Linked DNA regions of Homo sapiens: region 2 is linked to region 1. A link is an interaction called in ENCODE POLR2A ChIA-PET data of the cell type or tissue named here. Cell type or tissue: GM12878. All regions are shown on one strand. Links, peaks and the distances in the headings refer to the core of each region. The heading gives the core; the rest is flanking DNA.

What was found. ChIA-PET counts read pairs that join two places held together with the same protein. Peaks named below come from ENCODE experiments on the same cell type or tissue, not always from the same donor. Only the 100,000 strongest peaks of a DNase experiment are listed, where the experiment ranks them.
Region 2: POLR2A ChIA-PET joins it to region 1 with 7 read pairs; 1 of 35 experiments calls an interaction of 5 or more read pairs at or near these places.

Annotation. Positions count from the first base shown.
Region 1 is chr14:39,444,430-39,453,008 of GRCh38, reverse strand. The region is part of intron 1 of LOC105370461 (a long non-coding RNA gene); the gene reads right to left. Among named protein-coding and RNA genes, the nearest start is that of FBXO33, 16 kb to the right of the region's middle. In GM12878, for the core only: no CTCF peak of the experiment used is centred there; DNase peaks (open chromatin) are centred at 1,039, 4,178 and 6,621; H3K4me3 peaks cover 1,602 bases; H3K27ac peaks cover 5,190 bases.
Region 2 is chr14:39,758,620-39,767,198 of GRCh38, reverse strand. The region is part of intron 5 of LOC105370461 (a long non-coding RNA gene); the gene reads right to left. Among named protein-coding and RNA genes, the nearest start is that of FBXO33, 330 kb to the right of the region's middle. In GM12878, for the core only: no CTCF peak of the experiment used is centred there; DNase peaks (open chromatin) are centred at 3,708 and 4,168; H3K4me3 peaks cover 791 bases; H3K27ac peaks cover 447 bases.

The DNA.
Region 1 (8,579 bases), core at 245-8,244:
CAACAATCACCAATTAGCTATAAACAAGCTGGCAAAGTCACATGGCACTACACAGAGCCACCATATGCAAGGAACTGGCTAGAACTGCTTCCCTGGCAATGACTGTGGCCATAGCTAGTTTCACACAGATGGAGCAGCATCCTTTCTTTAGAAATCCAGGCACTAATATGCTTTGTTCTCAGCTCTGGGCCCTCAGCCCAAAATCACAGGGAATGGGAAAAGCTCTACTTCTCAACTTGCTACATTAGGCTACTTTGAAATTTACATTTTTTATTATTCATTTTAGTAGCTCGACTTAGGAGCCTTTTTTAAATGGTACTCTAGGTAAATTTTTGAATTATTTTTTATTTTTTTTGTATTTTTTCATTATTCATTTTTATATTTTTTATTATTCATTTTAGTAGTTCTACTTAGTAGCCTTTTTTAATGGAACACTTTAGGTAAAATTTTGAAGACAGTTGGACAACAGAAATCCTTATGTTCTTTTGATGTATACAGTAGTTTCTTTCAAAATTGTCCCCAGAGAAATTCCAATATACCCAAAAGGACTCACATTCTACTTCACAAAAAATAAAAAGTTCTCTATGCTATCCAAAAGGAAAAGAAAAAAACAAGATTTTTTTCTTTGTTTAAAATGTTTGAAGGTCTTCCAGCTACAAAAGTTAAGCGTTTGGACTAGTTCATTAGAATTTTGTGTTAACAACCTATCTCAGGCATGAACAAATAACATTTTCGCTACTGGCAAAAAGACAGGCAGAAAAATAAAGACAATTGTGTTTGGGTTGTGGTCTGGGTGGGTGAAGGTGAGGGAAAAATGAGAACACCGCACACTATGAAACTAGCCACCTGCTACAAAGCCCAGCAGTATCTATATTAAACTAAATATAATTTCATATTGGTGTCTCCAAATCTAATTCAGTACCACATGGTTCATTCTATCCTCTTGCTTTTCTGCAACCTTCTTCTCCAATAGTGAGAAACTTGGCTCCCATCAATCACCAAATGTATGGTAATACATTTACTTATTTGTCAGTTTCCAGTATACACGTACAGCAGTTTCAGAATTGCTAACCAATACCCCTGTGAGAAACAACTTTACCAGCTGCAGCATTTATGTACACTTTTGTCTTTAATCTTACAGTTTCTAGTTAAAACACTGTTTTCCAAAAATTATTCAGGTCAGCACCTTTTCCCCCATCCCTTTAGTGAAGTTATATCACATATCTGAAACAAGCTTGTTAGGTTCTTTTGTCACCATTGCATTCCCCTCCGGGATCCCTAACTCTTGGTTGATTGATTTTTTTACTTGCACATATTAAGCTCTTTATGCTATAAAGTTCTATCAGTTTTTTCAAATGCATAGTATATGTCCACCACTACAGTTTACTTTTAACTCTACAACTCCCCCATTCTTTCCCCCAAGTGAAAACTCCCCTTTCCTCAAATCCCTAGCAACCACTGATTGGTTTTCCAGTCTTAAATTTGGCCCTTTCTAGAATGCCATATGAATGGAATCATTCAATATGATGTAGCCTTTTCAGTCTGGCTTCAATAACTTGGGAAAATGCATTTAAGACGCATCCATGTTGTAGCATCAATTGCTTATCATTGAATAATAACCCATTGCATGGATGTACCACCGTTTATGCATTCACCTACTGAAGAACTTCTTGGTTGCTTCTAGTTTTTGATGATTATGAACAAAGCTGACAACTATGATTAAAGCACGTGTATGGATTTACATTTTCAAACCAATTTGGTAAATACCTAAAGGTGCTTTTGCTGGGTCATGTGGTAAGTCTGTGTTTAACTTTAATAAGACACTGCTAAACCATCTTCCAAAGTAGCAAGTATGAGATAACCAGCATTTAGTATTGTCAGGTTTTTTTTTTCTCTTAACCAATCTAACAGGTATGTCAGTAATATCTTGCTGTTTCAATTTCCTTAATGACAAATAATGTTGAGAATCTTTTTATAGATGGTTATTTGCCATCCATAAGTCTTTTTTGCCATCCATAAGTCTTTTTGAAGCAGTTGTTCAGATCATTTGTCCATTTTTTTACAAGTGGCTGTTTCCTTAATTTTTTTCTTATATTTTGGATATCCATTCTTTAAGAGATATGTGATTTGAAAATGTTTTCTCCCAGATATAACCTGTGTTTTCATTCTCTCAACAGAATCTTTTGTAGAGCAAAAGTCTTCAGTTTTGGTAAGTCCAATTAATCAATTTTTTCTTCCATGGATCATAAAAGGACTGTCTCCGAGAAGAGAGTGAGTTCTTACAACCAAGTGTGACAGAGAAGTCAGATAATTTTGAGAATATGATTAAAATAACTTATTCTTTTGTCAGTAAAAAAAAAAGCAATTCCAAATTCTGTGGGAGAGGGGAGATACAGAAGAAAGTCATCATCTAATTATCAATAAAATTAAAATGCTACATTTTTTTTAATTTTAGGGAGTGGAAGATAAGATACCCCATTTGACCTTGATACTAGAAACATTATTTTTAGGGTCACAACTTTGAACACAGAGACAAAGAAATGTAATCACAGTGTACTACTTGGTTCTGTATTGTATAATCATAACAAATTAATTAGTTAAATATCATGTATTGAACTTTTAGAATAAATTGAAAGCATGGAAGAGTTCACTATGATTACAGAATAATTATAACACTAATAGCAATCATTTATATAGTCCTTATTACGTATCGGGCCCTGTTTCAAATGTTTTACATAAATCTTCACAATAATCCTGTGAAATAAGAGTACATTATCCTCATTTTATAATTGAGAAAACTGAGGCACAGAGAAATTAAATAATTTGCCAAGGTGACACAGCTAGGATGTGGTAGTGCTTGGATTTAAACCCAGGCAACCTAATTCCAATGTCCACATTCTTAACCACAAAGTTATACTGCCTTCCTTAAATAGAATATAAATATTATAAACTTTGATAATTTTAAAGTAAATGGATATTTGACAGAAGTTAAAAGACAGAAGGGAGGTAAAAATTAAAGTAGAGGGTATGGGTAATAAACTCTCACTTTATAAAAAGGGCAATAAAGGATACAGTACTGCCAAAAGCTAATGGAACATGAAATAGAGGTTCAGGCATATTGGAGTCACAAAGCTAACCAACAGAGGAAATAACAACAATAATATATAACTATATAAAGTTTGAAGAAGGGCAATAGAGTAGCAGAAGAGTAAATCATCTTAAACATCAAGTCATCGACAGTTATCGCCTTAGTTGATAAATCAAGAAGTAGTAAGATAAGCATATTATTTAAAATTATAGAAACACCCACCACAAGACAAAAAGAAATAATCAAAATTGGCATGCAGCATTTCAAATAAACTAGTTGTAGCTGTCCACTTTCACACTGCTATAAAGAATTCCCTGAGAGTGGGTAATTTATAAAGGAAAGAGGTTTAATTGACTCACAGCTCCACTTGGCTTTGTTTCCTCGGGAAACTTACAATCATGATGGAAGGTGAAGGGGAACCAAGGACCCTCTTCACATGGTGGCAGGAGAGAGAAGTACATGTGTCAGCACAGAAAAAACTACCATTTATAAAACCATCAGATCTCATGAGAATTCACTCACTATCATGAGAACAGCATGGAGGAAAGCGACCCCATAATGCAATCACTTCCCACCAGGTCTCTCCCTAAACACCTGGGGACTACAATTCAAGATGAGATTTGGGTGGGGACACAAAGCCTAACCATATCACTAGTATAGTACAGCAGTTAAAAATATAAACTCTGGATCAAACCTTCTTGGGATCAAACCCCATTCCTCCACTTAACATTACAGTCTGTTAAAGAAAGTTACTCAACTTCTCTTTCCTCAATTTTCTTATCAGAAAATGGCTATAAATATGGAGATGGCTAATTCATATGAATGTTATGAAGATTAAAAGAGTTAATGCAAGCAGTGCATTAGAACTATGTCTAGTCCATAGTAGGTAAACCTTAAACAAATATTAGCTATCAGCTATGAACTACAGGAAATAGAGTGCATGCACACACACACACACACACACACACACACACACACACACACAGAGAAAATAGGTTTATGTTTAGTTCCTGACTTACTTAGCTAAGGATTCAAAATCTTATTAGCAGTGAAACTGCCACTCAGAACAAGAACAGATGTAGCATGGCTCAACACAGCTGTGACTGGCCTCCAGAGTCATGCACTCCCAGTGAGAGAACAAGGTGACATTTTGCCATATTTAACAAGTTCAATTATGAGGGTGACACTTCTCTTTGATGCTCAGGGCTTACATCACCATTTGGGGAAGAACAAACTCTAACAAGCTATGCCCTTTAATGGAAAATTACAAACATCTGGGTTCTTACTGGTTCTTGAGCCAAACCCAGTGCCAGTAAAGCCACAACTTTACCTAAGAAGAGAAAGCAGGATCAATGTCCAGATATTCCCAAACAGCCTCACTTCCTCCAGCTTGATAGTGTTTGGAAAGACTGATTCCCCACAGATTGCCTCTGTGAAGTAGAACTGGGGGTCTGATCACTGTGGAAGATGAAATATTCAAAATTATGGTACCAGCCATAGATCCCATTAGCTCATCAGGAAAAAAAGACATATACAAAAATATGATGAACTTTATAGACAAGATTAGGAGGGGTGAAATAAAGATGCAGAATTTTGCAAAATGAAACAGAACACTCTGTGGTAATAAGATAATGCTGCTTGGAGAAAACTGCATTTAAGTTAGGTAGAAAGCAGGTAAGAAAGCACTCTTTGTACGAAGAATAAATGAGCATAGGAAAGCAGCAATGCAAAAGGAGAGCTTAGGCAACGTAAGTGTTCCAGCTTGACTGAAGTAAGAGATTTACATGAAATTCCACTATGAAACGTCATGGAAAACCTGCAGCCTTTGAGGGTATGTACTAAGCCAAAAGATGAAGGTGTAAAGTATTTCAAAAAGTGTAATCTCTTTTCTTTCTACACTTTTTCTCTAGATGACTTAACCAGTCTCACAGTTTTAAATATTATCTCTGTGATGACAATTCTCAGACCTCCTTCTTGAACTTCAGTCTAATCTATTACACTCACATGAAGCCAGGCCATCTCATTCGACTTGGACATCAAGCAAGCATCACAAATTTAGCACATTCAAAGCTGAACTTCCTGAAAACCCCCTGCCAAATCTGCTCCTCTCAGGGCTACACCCATCTTAGTTAATGGCAACTCCATTCTTCCAGCTTCTCAGGCCAAGGATTTTCAAATAATCCTTGACTTTTCTTTTCCCTTCACACCCCACATCCAATCTATCAGAAATTCTGTTAGTTCGACTTTAAGTATATCCCAAACCAGATCTCCCTCTCACTGGATTTGTGCCAAAGCTCCTAGCTGGTCTCTCTGCTTCCTCTCTTACCTCAATATCATTGCCAGAATGATTCTCTTATCACCTAAGTCAGATGTCACTTGCATGTTCAAATTCCTACAAAGGCTGGCCAGCTCAGAGTAAAAACCACACCTCTAATTGTGATCTATGTGGCCCCATTCAATCTGTACTTTTCCACTCCACACCTCTTCCCCAACACACACCCTTGCCTCCTACTAGTCATCTTCCAGCTCACTCTGCTCCCCGTCGATATTCAAACATGACAGGCACACTCGCATCTGAGGTCCTTTACACCTGCTGTTCCCTTTGCCTGGAACCTTCTTCCTGCACATATGTATTGCCTTCCTCACTCAATTCCTTCAAGTTTTTACTCAAACGCTACCTTTATGGAAGGGCTTTCCTAGCCACTTTAATCCAAAATATCAATCTCTTTTTTTTAATATTTTGTCCCTCAGAAAGCCTTGTTCTAACAAAATGTCAATGTCTCACACTCCATACTCCCTGTCTTCCTCCTTAATTTTTTTTCTCCTTTGCAGTTATCACTGCCTAACAGGCTATGTACTTTGCTAATTTATCAGTCTTTTACTTCTCTAGAATATAAGCCACCCAAGATCATAAGTTTTTGTTTGCTGTTTACTATAACCTTAGCACCTAAAAGAGTCCTTAGCACATAATAGGCACTCAATATTTGTTTAATTAATGGAGAACCTGGCAATGCTATACAAAATACACTAGAGGGAGAAGAGATTATAACTAGAATATCATATTCTCAAATTCTCAAAAATATGTGTTTAGTAGCAACAATGCTCCAAGGTTTCTGGGGAATGAAAAGATAAAAAGACCATGTGAGAGAGAGACACAATTGACTGTAATCTAAATATTCACAATTTTCACAAAGAAAATGCTATAAGTACTTGAGGGAAAATTCCACTGGTGGGGAACTACTGCAGTAGCCTAGGCATCAGGTGATCAGGCCCTATATTGAACAAAATGAAAAAAAATGGAAAGGAAAGGACAGGTGTGATTATCACAATAGACAGAAACAGTTAGTAGAGATTGGCTATTACTTGAACAGGGAAAGAAATACCACAAATTTTCAAGCTTAGATAATGACATGAACATAGTGCCACTTTTAAAAGGGGAGGGTTTCCAAAATTAATGGAAAAATGACTAGTCCAACAATAAACATGCTTTGTTTGATGTGACAGCAGACCATATAAGTGGAAATTTCAGGTCACAGTTCTAGACTGAGAACTGTTACTCGCAGTTTTAAGAAATACAGAATTAGGAGAGTTTTCCCCCCTAAAGAGAGAGAATTGAAACTGAAAAAGGTGAGATTTCTAAAAAAAGACTAAAGAACACCATGGGAAATAGGTGAACTTACAGGTCAGGGGAACAAGGGGTGCAAATGAACATGACAGAGTTAAAGAGGAAAAAATAAAATGAGGACACCTCAAAATCCATATAAATATAAAAATTTATTCAGGATTTTAAAAATAACCAAACTACCACCCACTTTCATATTTAATAATTTTGCAAATATGTTCATTTAGGTACTCAAAATCTCAGAAGAAACCAAAGCAATACTTCAATCTTGATTTAAAATTGTCAGACTGGTGTAATTATTTTCCTGGTAACCTCTGAAACAAAAATCAGCTTGTGTACTTTTGCACATTTAATTGGATTGTAGTTTGGATGTAAGATAAAGAATGTGATGCAACAAGACTCTGTCACCCAGGAAACCACGTAATATCATGGAAAATTGTGCAGCCTTCTTTATAACTGTAATTCAACCCTGCTCAGCATCTGGCCCAGTTCCATATATATAAGGAGTACCTAATATATATTCATTTATAAAAGTAGCAAATAAGACAAGTAAGAAAATACCAAAATGGGTAGATTTCAAATAACTAATTCAGTGGAGAAATGGGAAATGGAGAGCTATTGTTTAATGGATACAATGTTTTGGTTTGAGAAGATGAAAAAGGGTGGCAGTAACTGCTGTATAATGAAGTGAATGTACTTAATGCCACTGAATTGTACACTTAAAATAGTTAAAATAGTAAATTTTATGTTATGCATAGTTTACCAAAATAAAAAAATATAACTAGTTTAGCTCACATTTTATGCTATAAGCTAAATGTTAATTCTCCAGGAACAATCATTATATCAATATTCTTTTTAATCCCAGGTCTCTGAATTCATGATTGTAATTCAATAATGAGGAAAAGCTTTGGTCCAAGATGAAATTGACAAAGGAAAATAGAAAACAAGATAAAAACAGGGTTTTTCTATTTAAAATAATGTTTTTTTTCTTGAGAGACGGATTTTCCCTTTTGTTGCCCAGGCTGGAGTGTAGTGCTGCAATCTCCGCTCACGGCAACCTCCACCTTCTGGGTTCAAGTGATTTTCTTGCTTCGGCCTGCTGCGTAGCTGGGACTACAGCCGCACAGCACCATGCCTGGCTAATTTTGTATTTTTAGTAGAGACGGGGTTTCACCATGTTGCCCAGGCTGGTCTCGAACTCCTGACCTCAGGTGATCCACCCACCTCAGCCTCCCAAAGTGCTGGGATTACAGGCAAGACCCACCATGCCTGGCCTAAAATAACTGTCATCAATTATTTTTCTTTACATTTTACTTACGTCACTTCATATTAAAGCTACATTTGGCAATTACATTAATAAGCCAACTATCTAATTTTTTAAAGGCTAAATTAAAAAGCAATGTTTCAAATACATAAAATTTAAAACATACTTAGTATTACTAGTCCCCTGGAAAATCAGCCATAAACACATGGTGAATGAAGGTTTTCATCATGCCATAGCTCAAGCAGTAACCAAATGAATAGGAAATGCTCATTTTATCTGGTGTCTGGTCAGCTTTTCATAAATTTGATTTTTAATTCTGCCAGAACTCTTTCCTCCCTGGTCACCACAAAACATATCATCACACCTCTCTCTACTCCATTTGTGGTCCAAAACCTTGTCATCCCTACCTGAAACAACCCAGTGCACTACAACCATCCAAATGCTATTTAACCTTCAAGTAAAGATCTCACCTCCAACATGAAATCATCTTCTACTAGGCCAAAACATACTGATCTCTTCATTGCTAAATTCTCATATCCCTTGTAGTCTAAATCAGTGCTTCTCAAGCAATCTATGGTAAGGTGCCATTTTTTAATTTGTCTATT
Region 2 (8,579 bases), core at 387-8,386, 310 kb before region 1:
TCAATCATCTGTGTCCTGAGGTTTAACTCAATTTAGACTATTAAACATTTCATATGGTTTCTAATTATAAAGGTATCAGTCATACCAAAGGATAAATAAAGTTAGCAGTTCATACAATGCCTATAGTATCATTTTTTGGCATACAAGTGTTGACAGATTAATCGAACAATCTGAATTTAGTGGAGTCCAAACATGGAATGGCTTTATTGTCTTCAATAACAAAACCTTTGAATCTCCATTTCCATCTCTTAAAAAAATCTGAGCCAGAATCTAAGATGCTTTCTGGATATTTCGAGCTACTGAAGTTCCCAATCTTGCCCAAACTTAAAACTTCAATTTCATACCCAAGAAACACTCCTCTAACCTAACTTAGGCTCCCTGTGCTTCTCCTTCCCACTTCCCTTTTCTTGTTCTAGCTTTTCCTTTGTTGAAGCAGAAAGTAGAGCTTAGAGAAAAGTGCCAAAAACATCGTTTACCTTCCTTGTGCAGTTACAGTCTTCCCTTAGCCAAAGACAATCTCTGTATGGTGTGCGTAGAAAGGCTCGTGTTGTGTGTGTGTTTTTTTTTAAGACACCACAGGTGAGGTCCATTGGATGCCCCCTTGAGGCAGCCTCTCCGTGCTACAGGTGTACCTTCTGATGTGGTACACCTGCTCTGGCTCAGGACTTCAGTCCCTGCTTCAAATGCTATCACCAATGATCAAGCACACCTGGCTCCCTTGCACCGGTAGCCCAGTGTAAAATTCCACCTCCCTGTTCCCTAAACAATGGATGATGCACAAGCTCCTCACTTCTCGTCTCTCTGCCTTGTGGTTACTCTCAGTTTGCCCCACAAAGTTTGCTTACATCATTGTGGAGCAGGTTGGCAAGGCTGCTATGGGAACAGACATCTAATACAGGCTTGAGATACCAATATCATCCTCTTCCAAGCATGCCAGTTCCTATGAGGGATTCTCTTAGACCCCATTTCCTTGCTTTATGAGGGGAGGACTATGAGGGGGTAAAACCATAACTCAAAGCCACAGTGAACATCCTCGAATTCCTTAACTTTTTCTTATACCCACTGGGAGTAACGATCAGACTAGCAGGTTTAATTTGACTATCTCTTTTCATTTAATTTGTTTTGTTTTTAATTTTTTATACCTTTAAAATTGATTTTTGTTTATGCTATCATACAGATAGAATACAAAGGGAAGGTGTATTCGTCCATTTTCATACTACAATGAATAAATACCCAAGACTGGGTAATTTATAAAGAAAAGGAGATTTAATGTACTCACAGTTCCACATGGCTGGGGCACGTCTTACATGGCAGCAGGCAAGAGACCATGTGCAGGGGAACTGCCCTTATAAAACCATCAGGTCTCATGAGACTTATGTACTATCATGAGAACAGCACAGGAAAAACCTGCCCCCATGGTTCAATTACCTCCCACCAGATCCCTCCCATGACACATGGGGATTATAAGTACTACAATTCAAGATGAGATTTGGGTGAAGGCATAGCCAAACCATATCAGAGGGATCCCACAGCTCAGTGATGGCTCTCTGCAGAATATGAAAGCATTCATTAGTTTTGTTTTGAAGTTTTAGCAAAAATTCCAAAACAGGAGAAGTCTCATTCCCCATCCTGTTACCCACTGTTAACCAAAATTTGAGGAGTATAATAAATTTTTCAGGCTGTACTTATCCCACAATTACTACTTTCCTTTATAAGGCCAGAGAGATTTATAAAACAATTTCATCAGTGCGTTGAAAAAGACATTTCTAGAAGCCATTGGCAGTTAGGAGTCGCTTCTGTTAAGAGCCACACTTTAATCTTTTCCATTTTATTCAAGGCTGTGAAAGCCAACAGAAATAATTTTGTGACTGTAGAATTGGCCTCCTCTTTGAAAGGACAAACATGAAATCAAATATAGGAACTCATTTTTGAGAAATGTTTGTAACTCCTTTTTTCCTTTAGTCATCTTCTGCACTCACTGCGATTATTTCAAACCTTTACTCTACCTCTTAAGTTCAATTTTAAGTTTTTTCTCATTCCTTGCAGCTTCTAAGCTGTTTATTAGATAGTAAGGGTGTTGTTTTGGTTCTCAATTTGTTTTCTTATTCCAGTCATCCCCATTTTTATCCCACTCTTCTCTTAAATCATCTCATCTTTGAGTCTTGTTTTAACAAATTTATGTTTTCAGTAAGTTTCTCTACAGAGTAAATTTTAAAAATATATGCTTTCTGGATAATGTTTTCTTTTATACTGGGTTCACTCTCACTTTGTATATCGGGCTTCTTCCCTCTTTTCCCCTTGGTATGTGTGCATAGGTTTTTGTGTGTTTGGTTTCAGTTGTTTCCTACAGTTATATTTTGATTTTGCCTAATGTGAGACGCTCTATCCAGACCATGTGTTTGCCCTGACATTATGTGTGTGAGAATTGTTCTGATTTCCCTTCTACCAAATCTGGGACAGTGGGTCTTATAAGCTCTAACCACTTTTATACTGCCTAAGATCATGGGACTAGTAGAGGGGTTGTCTTGACCAAGACCAAGTGCACTTCTGGCTAGGAGACTCCAGGCTCTTGATCGCCCTGATATCTAGTACCCATGGGTTGCTCACTCCCCAGGCTTGGGCTTGTTATCCCTACTCAGCACAGCTGTCTAAAATTGCCCCTCTGAAGGGCAATTCTTGCCCCTTCAGAGGTACTGTGATGCCATATAGGGGCTTCCACTCTCAACATTTTTTTCTTAATTTCCCCCAGAAAGAACTTTGGTGTAACTATTTGGGATGTACCTTCCCTAAAACAAAAATTCCTTCCTGGTGCCTGAATTCTGGCTCTTCTCTTGTAGAATCTTCACCTCCATTACAACTCCTTCTCCCTCAGACTCTAGGACCAGTTGTATAAGGAGAGTGGAAAAAGAAGGATTCAAAAATACTATAAGAACTTGTAATGGGCTGGGTGCATTGTATATCATTATAGGTAATTTAATTTTCATTATACTCCAAATTTTTTACATAAGAAACTAGAAAATTTAAGGAGGTTTTATAAGTTGTCACGACTCCGAGAAGCAGAATTCTATCCTAGTTCTAGCCAACCTCAAAGCTATGTTCTCTACGCTACACCTGTGGGGTGCTGATAAATGTTTAACAGCCAGTTCTGGAGGTGAGAGAGAAGGGGAAGGCCTGATATGTGACATTTGTGATCCCATGGTGTAAATAATCCCACCATGATCAATTTCAAGTTCTCCATCAATGAGCTCACAAATGTCTTTAAAATGTTATCAGCTCTCCCCAGTCATGGCAAGCTTGTTCTAACACACGAATTACACTCCATATTAATACCTAGTTCTCTAGTTTCAACCATCACACTTACTCCTTCTCTGATTCTTCTCCTTAGTTTTATTAACCATGCCAAATTTCCAAATTCTCTGGGCTCTTCTTGACCCCAGGTATGTAACTGGATATTCTTACTAATCCCTGTGCTCTACTCCCTAAGAGGCTATCCTGGCACCCACATGAGCCTGGAACCTTGCTTTGCCTTTGCTAGATTCTTAGCCAGGGTCTGGACACCAGTATAGAGCTCTGACTACCTATACATAGATGATAAAAACCACATGATCTACCTAAATTTCTGAGTGTCATCTGCTCAGGGTTTGCCCACTGCTATCCATGTACCACCTGTCTATCACCGCAGAGTGTATAGATCCTTCCTTCCAAGACTCAAAGGTCTGTTTCCCAGGAACATTTTCAAACATTGTGGGAAGGTCTAATTTCAGGTTCCCAATCTTCACAGTTGTCCTTTATCTGCTGCTGAGAGAAGAGAGACAGACCCTCTCATATTGCTTTATATTGTTTTATACCCAGAAAAGGAAAGAGAAGTGAAACTAAAGGCAGGTAGCCCGGCGCCTAGGAACCAGACCTGAAACCAGGCCTGGGCCTGCCTGACCTAAGCCTGGTGGTTAAAATTCGACCCCTGACCTAGCAACCGATGTTATCTATAGATTCCAGACATTGTATGGAAAGACATTGTGAAACTTCCTGGTCTGTTCTGTTTCACTCTGACCACCGGTGCATGCAGCCCCTGTCACGTACCCCCTGGCTTGCTCAATCAATCACGACCCTTTCACGTGAAACCCTTAGCGTTGTGAGCCCTTAAAAGGGACAGAAACTGTGCACCTGACAAGCTTGGATTTTAAGACGCTAGTCTGCCGATGCTTCCAGCTCATTAAAGCCACTCCCTTCACTATCTCGGTGTCTGAGGGGTTTTGTCTACGGCTCGTCCTGCTACACTGCAATTAACCACATTTTGCTGATGTATCCCCAGTGTATGATGTGGAACCAAGAGCATGCCCACAAAAGAGGAAAATGAGTAAGCTTCTGTGGCACATCAGTGGTGAAGTACCACCTTCCCTCCCGTTAGATGTAGAACAGTCACTGTTGCCACTGCCACCACTACCACTACTCACAGCCCATCAGAACAGAAATCAACACTCCAACATCTCCCATTTGAAAGACTATCTGCTGTAACCCTGGATTTCCCCACTTCTCAATTGTTTCGTAATTTGCTGAATGTTTGGGAAATCTGTGTTCTCTATCCTGAAGCTGTGGAACACAAACTATTCACTGTATTTAGTGTCGAACAGAACTGCAATTTCTAAAGCTACTTAAAAGAGTGGGGGGAGGCATTTCCCTAACTTTCAATATTCTGCAGAAATAATTTGAAATGAGTAAGCTGAATCCATTCATTATTATTGCATAAATCAAAGACAAAATTATTTTTCTGAGTAAAGAAAAAAGGGGAAGTTGGATTCAAACTAAATTTAAGAGCACAAATTAAATAACATACAAAATGTTAAATTAAAATGTTAGTATATTCAAATTGTATAATTTAGAAATTAACTTGATTCGGAACTTCTAAGATTCAAAAATCACTGAACAAGGATTAGGGCTTAATCATTCACATCTTCAAAGAAAGGTCTTATTAGCACTTGATAAGGTGTTAACTGAATTCAATGACACTTCTGAGGAATAAAAGGTAATTTGACTGTCTTATCTTTGCTCGACAATGTCTGTGTTTAACCTGACAACCCAAAATAATCTTCCTTTTAGATCAGGTACACATCAACATATTGTAATTAACTACAGGTGATTTAACAACAAATAATTTAACTGTTACAGCTTTGAGTCTGTAAACAGTCTCTATAGTTCTCACAATTGTTCGTTTTGCATTAAAGAGTTTAATGACTATCTCTTTTTTTTTTTTTTTTTTTTTGAGACAGTCTTACCCTGTTGCCAGGTTGGAGTGCAGTGGCGCAATCTCGGCTCACTGCAACCTCCGCCTCCCAGGTTCAAGTGATTCTCCTGCCTCAGCCTTCTGAGTAGCTGGGACTACAGGCGTGCGCCACCACTCCCAGCTAATTTTTGTGTTTTTAGTAGAGACGGGGTTTCACCATGTTGGCCAGGATGGTCTTGATCTCTTGACGTCGTGATCTGCCCGAGCAACCGTGTCCGGCGTCTATCTCATTTTTAAACACATTGCAACAATTTCTGCAAAAACATATTGAAAGGCTAATTCCAATGTAGATAAGTGTGACTGTAACATCCTATTAACACATTTCTATCAATGAAATAATGAGTCAGTTAATGCTATATATTAGCCTGACAGATTGTCAACATATAATGTAAATCAAATGACTAAGAAAAAAGTTTAACATGTAAAAACTTATAATACAGCTTTAAAGAATTAATCACAAAGGATTTATCCTAAAGGTTGTTTATACAGATTCAGAATCTTGAAGCCCTGTGTTTTGTTTGTTTGTTTGTTTGTTCATTTGTTTGAGATGGAGTCTCCCTGTGTTGCCCAGGCTGGAGTGCAGTGGTACGATCTCGGCTCAATGTAACCTCCACCTCCCAAGTTCAAGTGACCCTCCTGTCTCAGCCTCCCAAGCAGCTTGGATTACAGGCAGGGTTTTGCTATGTTGGCCAGGCTGGTCTCGAACTCCAGACCTCGTGATCTGCCAGCCTTGGCCTCTCAAAGTGCTGGGATTACAGGCATGAGACTGTAAGTGTCTTTGAGATTACTAAATAAACTAAAGTGATGCAACAAACCATTCAGATAGAAGGGAAATCTCAGAAAGAGAGTTTTAAAGGAAATTTACTTCACTGATTTTTCCCACTCCTCACACCAGAATTTTGATTGTAATATTGCAATAGGGTCGACATAAGTTATTCATAAATAAATAACAATGTTTATGGGGTTTCTTTACCAAGGGACTTTATGAAAATGACAAACATGCTTGCTTGCAAACAACTGAACATACTCTTTAAAAGAGTTATACATTCTTAATTCATATAACAATGATTTTAACTGAGTTACAAACACATATGTAAACATAAATGACACTAGAGTTCGGATACCAAGTTTCAAATGCACTAAGAAATCAGTAAGAATCTCCACCAGATTCTTGGTGAGACCCAAATGGTATTCATCCTACAGGCCCTAGAACCTCTACTCCACTGCACGTTGTCGTAATACCCCATAATGGTAGCAACTATTACGCATCCCCTAATGGCATAAAATCATGGATTTTACTTGTTAATCACTACACAACCATTTTCATGTGGGCTCCATGAGGTTGTCAACACACAGGCTCAGACTCCATCAGTTACCTGCTGCTGGCTCAGGAAGTCAATGACAAAGGATTGACACTCCCCTATCTTTTATAATATTTATTACCATAAAATTTCAGTACAACAACAAAAATGTAATTTCCCATGGAGGAGCTGGTATGAGATTTGACCTGTGACTTGGTTATTTAGATACGAATTATTAAATTTGCTAATTACACCTAATCTCTTGCTGCTGTCACTGCTGCTACTCCTCCTTTCTTCTCTCCTCTTTGCTAATTTTATTGGCATTATTTGCATTTTCCACAGCAGGTATGGAAGAGAAAATAAAAGTAATGAAACGCAAGCAAATACATTCTTCAAAATATAAGGCAAACATTTCTACTGAAGGAAAAAATTAAGAGCATTGGCTAATTGTGATTGAATTAATAATTTAAATTTTCTAAGCAATCCTTCCTGTGTAAACCCAAGTGAAAAGGATTAATAAAAATATTACATTTTTATTGAAAAGAATCTTCGAAGTATAAGTTTGCTATATAAAAAGTAATTTAAGCAGGGACATTCAAAAGCTGTTGTCACCAAAAAAATGTAGTGCTATATTCAATGATTCTAACTCCCTTGAAAGTGTGCATCATGGTAATAACTACAATGATCTCATTTGACTATATTATAAATATGATATCTAACTTTGGAATTGTTATACTTTCAGATTCCTATAATTTTCCAGAGAGATTACTATTAAAAAATAAAGTTGGGGTAAGAACAACCAGTCTAGTTTTCATCTTCTCTTGAAAAAACAAAGTCTTAAGAGAACCACAAAAAATTACTAACAGAAATTGCCACTGGACACATCTCTTTCCTCTCTTTTCAATCACGGCTATTTAAAATGCAAACCCACTTACCACAGTCCTGACCTATTCTCTCCAATTTCTGAATGTCAAACACTTAGAGTAATTGTTGGCTGTCAGAGTCAGAAGTCTGTGGAAGCAGAGAACCTAGACATTTGGCATTTTAACTTTCTGGAACAAGTGATTTAATTATTTAATTAGTGTAAGAGAAAAGTATCTACACCAAGATCCAGGCATACACTGTCATCAAAAATGTCTCTGACACGGTAAAACACATATCAGAGAACTGGGAAAGGGGATTATATTTTATAAATTTGTATCTGTGCAAATTAACTCTTACATTTCAATGATAAATGGAAACCTGAAATATAAAAAATGATTTAATTACCATGAGTAAATCCACAACATTGCTGTTTGCTGAAGATGCTACTTATACATTTCTTATAAGGTTACTGAAAGTTTCTATTTTTGTTGCTCAAAACTAAAAAAAAAATCTGTTTGATCTTTAGTACTTATATAATTAAGATGCATCTAATTTCTTTACTTTTCAAATGTGCATTAAATGTTTCCTTCATAATTTATCATTCAGTGCTGCATCATCTTTAATGTATAAATAATGATAAATTTGGACATTAATTGAAAAAGTATCCATTAATGTTTTTGCTAGAATATCATTTCATCTGATCTTACTTCAATAAAAATATATATGTCTTGAACAATACATATCAATGTGTGAGGAGGTCAGCATTTTCCCGTGTGTTCCTTGGAAGCCCAGATCTAAGAATCTTTCTTTAAGGAAAGTTGTATTTTGATGTATCTGCTCTTTTTAGCATACTTTTTATTTTAGTATGGTCATGCATCCCTTAAATGATGAGGATACCTTCTGAGAAATGAGTCCTTAGGCAATGTTGTTGTTGTGCAAGTATCACAGAATGTATACCCCTAGATGGTATACACCTACTGCACCCCTAGGATATATGGTATAGACTATTGTTTCTAGGCTACAAGGCTATACAGCACGTTACTGTACTGAATAACACAGGCAACTGCCACGCAATGGTAAGTATTTGCGTATTTAAACATAAAAAGGTATTGTAAAAATATAGTATCATAATC